Linked DNA regions of Homo sapiens: all the other regions are linked to region 1. The links are chromatin contacts, found by Hi-C or POLR2A ChIA-PET in ENCODE. All regions are on one chromosome and are shown on one strand. Each heading gives the region's core, a stretch centred on a gene start or an enhancer-like site at or near the end of the contact. The rest is flanking DNA. Distances are from core to core; before and after follow the strand shown.

Evidence for each region. Hi-C counts contacts between places; a loop is a spot of excess contacts on that map. ChIA-PET counts read pairs that join two places held with the same protein, here RNA polymerase II (POLR2A). Pooled maps may share reads with other maps.
Region 2: a pooled map shows a loop between it and region 1 (2.6-fold over the local background). The contact joins two enhancer-like sites. A Hi-C loop is called at or near these places in 2 of 50 pooled maps. POLR2A ChIA-PET finds 5 or more read pairs at or near these places in 4 of 52 experiments (GM10248, HEK293, activated T-cell and 1 more).
Region 3: a loop to region 1 is called in a pooled map, with 2.8 times the contacts of the local background. The contact joins the promoter of NANS here to the enhancer-like site in region 1. A Hi-C loop is called at or near these places in 2 of 50 pooled maps. POLR2A ChIA-PET finds 5 or more read pairs at or near these places in 7 of 52 experiments (A549, GM10248, HepG2 and 4 more).

What each region holds. Positions count from the first base shown.
Region 1 is chr9:98,145,551-98,148,137 of GRCh38, reverse strand. The region is part of intron 2 of CORO2A (coronin 2A); the gene reads left to right. Among named protein-coding and RNA genes, the nearest start is that of TRIM14, 28 kb to the right of the region's middle. Within about 2 kb of position 1,282, at least 18 of the 41 ENCODE cell types and tissues checked have a DNase peak (open chromatin) inside an H3K27ac peak, as active enhancers do; they include PC-9, where a contact is called at or near this core.
Region 2 is chr9:98,034,283-98,036,869 of GRCh38, reverse strand. It overlaps a transcript of TRIM14 not described here. Among named protein-coding and RNA genes, the nearest start is that of NANS, 21 kb to the left of the region's middle. RefSeq lists enhancers at 696-835, 916-985, 164-1,363, 1,956-2,065. Within about 2 kb of position 1,314, at least 8 of the 41 ENCODE cell types and tissues checked have a DNase peak (open chromatin) inside an H3K27ac peak, as active enhancers do.
Region 3 is chr9:98,055,432-98,058,018 of GRCh38, reverse strand. It overlaps NANS (N-acetylneuraminate synthase), which reads right to left and starts at 1,287. Exons shown (of 6, transcript NM_018946.4): 1 at 1,079-1,287. The coding sequence starts at 1,210. It also overlaps a transcript of TRIM14 not described here. RefSeq lists enhancers at 569-688, 1,729-1,778 and silencers at 939-1,108, 1,189-1,538.

The sequences.
Region 1 (2,587 bases), core at 33-2,532:
CAGACATGAACCACCTTGCCTGGCCTCTTTTTTTTTTTTTCTTTTTTTTTTTTAATAGAGGCGAGGTCTCATGATGTTGCCCAGGCTGGTCTCAAACTCCTGAGCTCAAGTGATCCTCTTGCCTCAGCCTCCCAAAGTGCCAGGATTACAGGCATGAGCCACCACTCCTGCCTCTGTGTCCTTTCTTACTGCTGAATAGTATTCTATGGTATGGATGCACTACAGTTTATATAACCATTCACTCACTGAAAGCCAGTGGGTTGTTTCGAGTTTGGGGCTATTACAGATTAAGCTGTTACAAACATTTGTGTACATATTTTTGGGTGAATATAAGTAAGTCTCCATTTCTCTGGCATAAAGGGCCAGGAGTGCGGTTGCTGAGTCATAAGGTAGTTGCATGTTTAGCCTTATAAGAAACTGTCAATTTATTTTTACAAATTTTTAGTGTAAGTAAAATATTGCATGGAACCTCCTTATGCTAAAATATTTGTTGTTTATCTGCAATTTGAATTTTACTGGGCATCCTGTGTTTTACTTGCTAAATCTGACTTCCCTCCTCCCAGGTGATACCGATCTACTTGTTTGCCAATTGCATTTTCAATAGCAAGGCTCTAATCTAGCTCAGGTTCATAATTATGGAAAAATCTCAAGCACAAAAGTAGATAAAAATAATATGATGAACTTTCCTCAGCCCAGATTCTAGAATTATCAAGTTTGCCCTCTTGCTTCACTCATCCCTTTTACCTGAAGTATTTTAAAGCAAATCCTAGACATTTTGTCATTTCAACCTCTGCCCCCCGCCCCCTACCACATGTCAGTATGCAATTCTAAAACCAGGGACATTTTCTGACATAACCATAATGCCAGGATCACATTAATAATAACTCTTGTGTCACCTGATTCCTAATTCATGTTAATGGTCCCTGGTTGCCTCATACATGCCACTTTGCTTGTGGTTTGTTTGCCTCAAAGTCCAGATGGGGTCCACATCTTGCATTTGATTGATGTTTCTTTTTAATTTTTTCTTATTGTAAGTAGAGATGGGGTCTCACTATGTTGCCCAGGCTGGTCTCAAACTCTTGGGCTCAAGGGATCCTCCTGCCTCAGCCCCCCAAAGTGCTGGGATAACAGGCATGAGCCACCACACCTGGCCAATATGTTTCTTATTAAGTAACCACATCCATTACTACTGTGCAGGCACCATGCCATAGCACTTACCTGCACAGACAGGCCTTAGAGGCTCTTTATTATGTTGTAACCAGGGTTGGAGTGATTATGCTGATACCTTATGAACATTAGCCCCATTTATAGGGGATCTTGCCCCATTGCACAGATGAGGTCGCTGAGGCTCAGGAAGATGACTTCCCAGAGGACCCTGTGCAGTGTGTCCAGGACCCGAATGGGAGCCCAGACCTGGGTGTGGCCTCGGGCCTTGCTCTCACTTCACTGACATGAGGCCCCTGAGGTTTGGCACTGATTTGCATCAGCTCCTACTTGTTACCAGGATTACGTTCTGTGCCAGGCACAGAGATGTATCAGTAGGTGAGTGATGTGAGAACAAGGAAGGGACAAGCTAGCTAATGATTTAATTAAGTACATAAATTGCATTGAGATTGGGAGATGTCTGGCCTTGCCACAGCGTGCAGGAAGTCCTTCTCAGAGGGGCCGGGCTGCCCCAGGCAGTTTCAGATGTCCCAAAGGGAGTGACACTGCAGGCAGGGTCCCTCCCTCTTGCCTGTTGTGACCCAGGGTGAGCTGGTTAGAGGGAGGCTGGAGGTGAGTTTCGCAACCTGCAGCCTTGGCAACCAGGGACTGTACTCAGGGAACAAAGGCAGCAGGGGAAGGCTGGGGAGAGGCCAGGACTGTGCTCCTGAGCCTGGGGCCCAGCCTGCCACAGAGTCACTCCAGGGAGGGGGTGAAGAAGGTGGACTTTGCTGTGAGGTGTGGAGGGTGGGGAGGAATGAAAGCAAGGGCAGGCAGAGCCCCTGGGGGTCAGCCCTGGAACCCTGCTGGGAGTAGACAGGCCAGAGGGGACATGGGCCTGAGGGCCTAATGGACACCGTGGCTTTCAGGTGCCTGGGAGAGTGGAGAGGAGCATTTCACTGCCATGATCTTAAAGGCCAGCCTTAGCCAGCATGGTGGCTCACACCTGTAATCCTGGCACTTTGGGAGGCCAAGGCAGGAGATCACTTGAGGTCAGGCATTCGAGACTAGCCTGGCCAACATACCAAAACCCTGTCTCTACCAAAAATAAAAAATCAGCTGGGCGTGGTGGCACATGCCTGTAGTCCCAGCTACTTGGGAGGCTGAGGCAGGAGAATCACTTGAACCCGGGAGACAGAGGTTGCAGTAAACCAAGATCGCACCATTGCACTCCAGCCTGGGCGACAGAGCAATACTCTGTCTCAAAAAACAAACAAACAAAAAACCAAGGCCAACCTGACCCTTCTCAAGCCGATGTGTGTCCACATCACTCCGCTGCTCAGATGCCTCCCAGGACTCCTTGCTGCCTGCAGATAATGTTCTGCCTCTCTCATCAAAGCCCTCTATGCCCTGTCCTAGCCAACTGTTTGGAACCTCAGAGCCT
Region 2 (2,587 bases), core at 65-2,564, 110 kb after region 1:
ATGGACTCTCTCCTACTCTATCCCCAGCACCAAGCACAGGACTTTTTGTTTTGTTTTGTTTTTTTGAGACCGAGTTTCACTCTTGTTGCCCAGGCTGGAATGCAATGGTGCGATCTGGGCTCACCGTAAGCTCTGCCTCCCGGGTTCAAGCAATTCTCCTGCCTCAGCCTCCTGAGTAGCTGGGATTACAGGCATGAGCCCCCAATCCCCCTGGCTAATACTGTATTTTCAGTAGAGATGGGGTTTCTCCATGTTGGTTAGGCTGGTTTTGAACTCCTAACCTCAGGTGATCCACCCATCTGAACCTCCCAAAGTGCTGGGATTACAGATGTGAGCCACCTTGCCTAGCATTTTTTTTTTTTTTTTTTTCAGATGGAGTCTCACTCTGTCACCCAGGTTGGAGTGTAGTGGCATGATCTTGGCTCACTGCAACCTCTGCCTCCCAGATTCCTGCGATTCTCCTGCTTCAGCTTCCCAAGTAGTTGGGAGTATAGGCACATGCCACCAGGCCTGGCTAATTTTCGTATTTTTAGTAGAGATGGGTTTTCACCATGTTGGCCAGGCTGGTCTCAAAATCTTGACCTCAGGTGATCTGCCTGCCTCGGCCTCCCAAAGTGCTGGCATTACAAGGACTTCTTTTTTTCTTTTTCTTTTTCTTTTTTTCTGTTTTTTTGAGACAGAGTCTCACTCTGTTGCCCAGGCTGGAATGCAATGGCACGATCTCTGCTCACTGCAACCTCCGCTTCCTGGGTCCAAGCGATTCTCCTGCCTCAGCTGGGATTACAGGCACATGCCACCACGCCTGGCTAATTTTTGTATTTTTAGTAGAGATGGGGTTTCACCATGTTGGTCAGGCTGGTCTCGAATTCCTGACCTCGTAATCCACCCACCTCGGCCTCCCAAAGTGCTGGGATTACAGCCGTGAGCCACCACACCCGGCCTACAAGGACTTCTTAATACCTAGTAGATGCCAATAAATATTTTCTGAATGAGCAAGTGCAGAAGAGAAAATATGACAGCGATGACTGAGGCGTAACTGACTTCATCTGTTCTCAGGCCACATTCTGCCCCTTGGGTGAACCTGACTGTTCCCTGAGTCGTCGCTGAAGTCAGCTTTCTGGCCAGTTCCTCAGAGGAAGAAGTGAAGCATGGAGCCACCCAAGCTGCCCAACCCCAGCTGCTGAGGGCCTGCCTCAGGTCCCATGGCCAAAGAACCTGCTTCTTCCAAGGCTGTCAGTTGTCCCATTTTCGGCACCCTTGCTGATCACACCCTCGCTGGTCACACCACCTACTTTCTGCTTCCCCAACCTTGGTTCTCATCCCTGTAACATAAGCATCATTTTTATGCTGACCCTGAGAGAGCAAACCCCCCATCACACTCTGGAGGGTGTGGGGGGTGAAAGTCAACACCTTCAGTCTCTGGTGGAGGCTTGTGACCTCTGACATCCCTCATTTGCCTCCGTTTTCCAGTGCACCCCACTGCTGCATCCACCAAAGCAGTTTCGAGTGCCTGCTTGCGTGCCTGGTACCACAGCAGGTGCTGGGGATAGAATGCGGAACAAAAGAGGCCTCCACGGTCCTTTTCCTGCAAACTGTAGTTTACAATAAAAGTAAACTATATTCACGTATAACTATATGGTCTTGAATTATGATGAGGGCAGTGAAGAAACTAATTGAGTGCCGCGTGAGAAATGAGGAAAGGGACCTTCTTTAGATGGGTGGCCAAGAGGAGTCTTTCTGATGAGTTGATGTTTTGGCTGAGACCCCCACCCCAAATGTCTTCCAAATGATAATAATCTCTTCCCTCACTGGGTCCCTATGGGGTCCTGGAACACTACAGTGTCCTGAGAAGTGCACAGGGTTTTGGATAATTCAGGCCGGGGTTCACCTCCCAGCTCTGTCCTTTCACGCAGAGGAACTTCTCAACGTCCTCCCCTGTGAAATGGAGACAGCCACCACCAGAGGGCAGTAGTGAGGACTACGTGAGAAGAGGTGTGTAAGGCCCCGTTGGCTCAGACCTGCCGAAACACTCAGGGAGGGGTCTCATTCCTGAGCCCCTGCTCCCATGCCTGTTTCCACCGCCCGCAACCTGCGGGGACCTTCCCACCCTCAGACCTCATCTTGACAGTTTATCCCTGTCACTGGCCTCATCCCTAGTTTGGCTGGTCCTGCCCCTCCCCGTACCCAGTTAGGACAGTTGGTCTGACGTGTCTCCACCTTCTCATCTCACCCTTAACTTCAAAGGGTCCCCAAAGCTTTCACAACTCTCACGCTTCTCCCTCACTGTCATTGGGAATCTCCTCCATTCTAGGGCTTCAAAATTTCCCCAGGTGCAGTGGCAGGAGGATCACCTGAGGTCAGGAGTTCGAGACCAGCCTGGCCAACATGGTGAAACCCCGTCTCTACTAAAAATACAAAAATTAGCTGGGTGTGGTGGTGGGCGCCTGTAGTCTCAGCTACTTGGGAGGCTGAGGCAGGAGAATCGCTTGAACCTGGGCGGTGGATATTGCAGTGAGCCAAGATCGTGCCATTGCACTCCAGCTTGGGCAACAGAGTAAGACCCTGTCTCGAAAAAAAACAAAAACAA
Region 3 (2,587 bases), core at 38-2,537, 90 kb after region 1:
CCTGGGAGGCAGAGGTTGCAGTGAGCCGGGATCATGCCACTGCACTCCAGCCTGGGTGATACAGAGACCCTGTCTCAAAAAAAAAAAAAAAAAAAACCAGGAAAAAAAAAAAAAAACAGTAAGAGAAAACCTCCAGCCTGGGTGACAGAGCAAGACCCTGTCTCTAACATAGATAAATAAATAAATAAACATTTAAAAAACCTATCACAAATGATACAAAATCAGTTGAGTAGCATTGATGAAGGGAAAGGAAAGATGGGGTGAGCTATCTCTAAACCAAAGAATCATAGTGCAGGCCAGGCCTTATGCTGGGGGCTGGGGTCGTAATGAAGAATATGGCAGTCCCAACAGAAGAGGGAGCACGCATTTACCGACTCATGTGTGCCAAGTGCTGGGCTCAGAGCTCTATCTGAGAATCTCATTTGATCCCCATAACAACTCCATGTGGAAAGAACTGTTGTTTTCAAGCCCCGTTTTCAAATGGGGAAAAGGGTTCACGGAGGCTAAGTAAGCAGCCCATGTTCACACAGCTAGTAGTGGTGGAACTGAGATTTGAACTCAAAGGCCCGGCTTTTAACCACTTCATATTTCATATACAGGGAATGGCGGGTGAGAGAGACCACAGCAACTTCCAGGAACTGTCATTCCTGAAAGTAACTCTGTGTCGCTGAAGAATGTCAGAGAAGAATTATGACGGGCTGGAAGGGGCCCAGTCATTAAAATCTTGAAGGCTATGTTAAAGGGTTTCGACTCTACCCGCGGGCAGGAGGGAGCCACAGAAGGTGCCAGGCAGGGGGGATGGTCTGATCAAGTCTGACTTTTAGAAAGATTATTCTGGCACCAGAACGGGGAGGAAACAGGTCGGGTTAGGAGGCAGCTGCTGTAATGCAGAAAGGTCACGAGGGTGGCGGACACGGTGAGGAAGAGGGATCCGAAGGATTCCGAAAACGGAACTGGCGGGCGGGAAGAGGCCGGACCAGGGTACCCAGCCGCGGAGGCCGTGTGGCCCTGGCTCCCCGCGGCCCCGCCCCGCCCCTCCCGGCGCCCGAATCCCGGGTCCCGGGAGCTGCCGCCTCACCTTGGCCATGCGGATCATGCGCTTGGCTACGTCCAGGTCGCCCTGGTGGTTCTGGCCGATCTCGGCAATGATGAAGCACGGGTGTTGCCCGCCCACCCAGCGCCCGGGACACAGCTCCAGCTCCAGCGGCATTGCAGCGGCTCGGGGTCCAAAGCCTCACTACCAGTCTGGGTCCGGCCGCCGCCGCCGCCGCCTCTACTCTGTTCTGTGAGCAACGCTGCGAGACCCACACGCCAGCCCCGCCACGTCAGCCCGCGGTCGCCGGGCAGCCAATCCCCTAGGCCCCGCCTCTCTCCCGACAGCCAATCGGGGCGGGGGGCGGGGGCGGGGCCTCCCGCGGGAAGGGCGGCGGGGCGGGTCGAGGAAGCTCCGCGGCCCTCTCCTGTGCGAGGCTTGAGGCTTGCTGTCCCAGAGCGTGGTCTCGGACCATCGCGGTATCCGTGCGTGCACCCAGGAGCAAGCATTCCCTGCAGGAGGCGGACGGCTGCCTGCGCAGGGCATAGTCTATGTCCTGCTCTCAGGAGCATGGGGAGAGCGCGCCCTATGGTGTAATGGAAAAAACAGGGTTGCTAGAGTTAGAATCACAGAGCTGGATCGAGTCCAGCCTATGCCAGTCACCAGCTCCTGCTCATATATACGTTACTCAGTCTTCCGGAGCGTTATTTTTGTTTCTCTCTGAAGCAAAAAAATAAAATAGAACTGTGAGATGACGTATAGAAACCCCTGATCACAATACTTGGCTTGTAGTAAGTTTTCAAGAAGTGGCGGAGGTTCCTATTATATGAGAGGCAACAGGTTCGAGAAGTTGCACTGGCTTGTCCAAAGCCATCCAGAAAGCCAAAGCAGAGATGGGACTAGTACCCGGACCTCCCAGCCCCAGGCTCTTAAAATACAATCACCTGGGCGGGCGCGGTGGCTCACACCTGTAATCCCAGCACTTTGGGAGGCCAAGGCAGGCAGATCACCTGAGGTCAGGAGTTCGAGACCAGCCTGACCAATATGGAGAAACCCCGTCTCTACTAAAAATACAAAAAAATTAGCCGGGCGTGGTGGTGCGTGCCTGTAATCCCAGCTACTCGAGAGGCTGAGGCAGGAGAATCGCTTGAACCCGGGAGGTGGAGGTTGCAGTGAGCCCAGATCACACCACTGCACTCCAGCCTGGTGACACTGCAAGACTCTGTCTCAAAAATAAATAAATTAATTAATTAATTTAAAAAATAAGATAAGTTATTTCCCAAAATAAACCTCCTTCTTTCCTGGGAACTAGACTGCCTTTGTAGGACTAACAAATTAGCCACAAGATTAGACACGTAGGAGTCATGCACCTGGAGGCTACAAGATTCTGACCCTCCCCAAATTGCTCCTGGGGATAACATCACTATTGTAAAACCTAAGACCAGTGCTTGAGATATTTTGCAGACCCTGCACTTGATGGATCAGCTGGCACCACCAGATTGATAAACTGGTTCATCTGATCTTGTGTCCCCCAACCAGGAACTGACTTGGCAC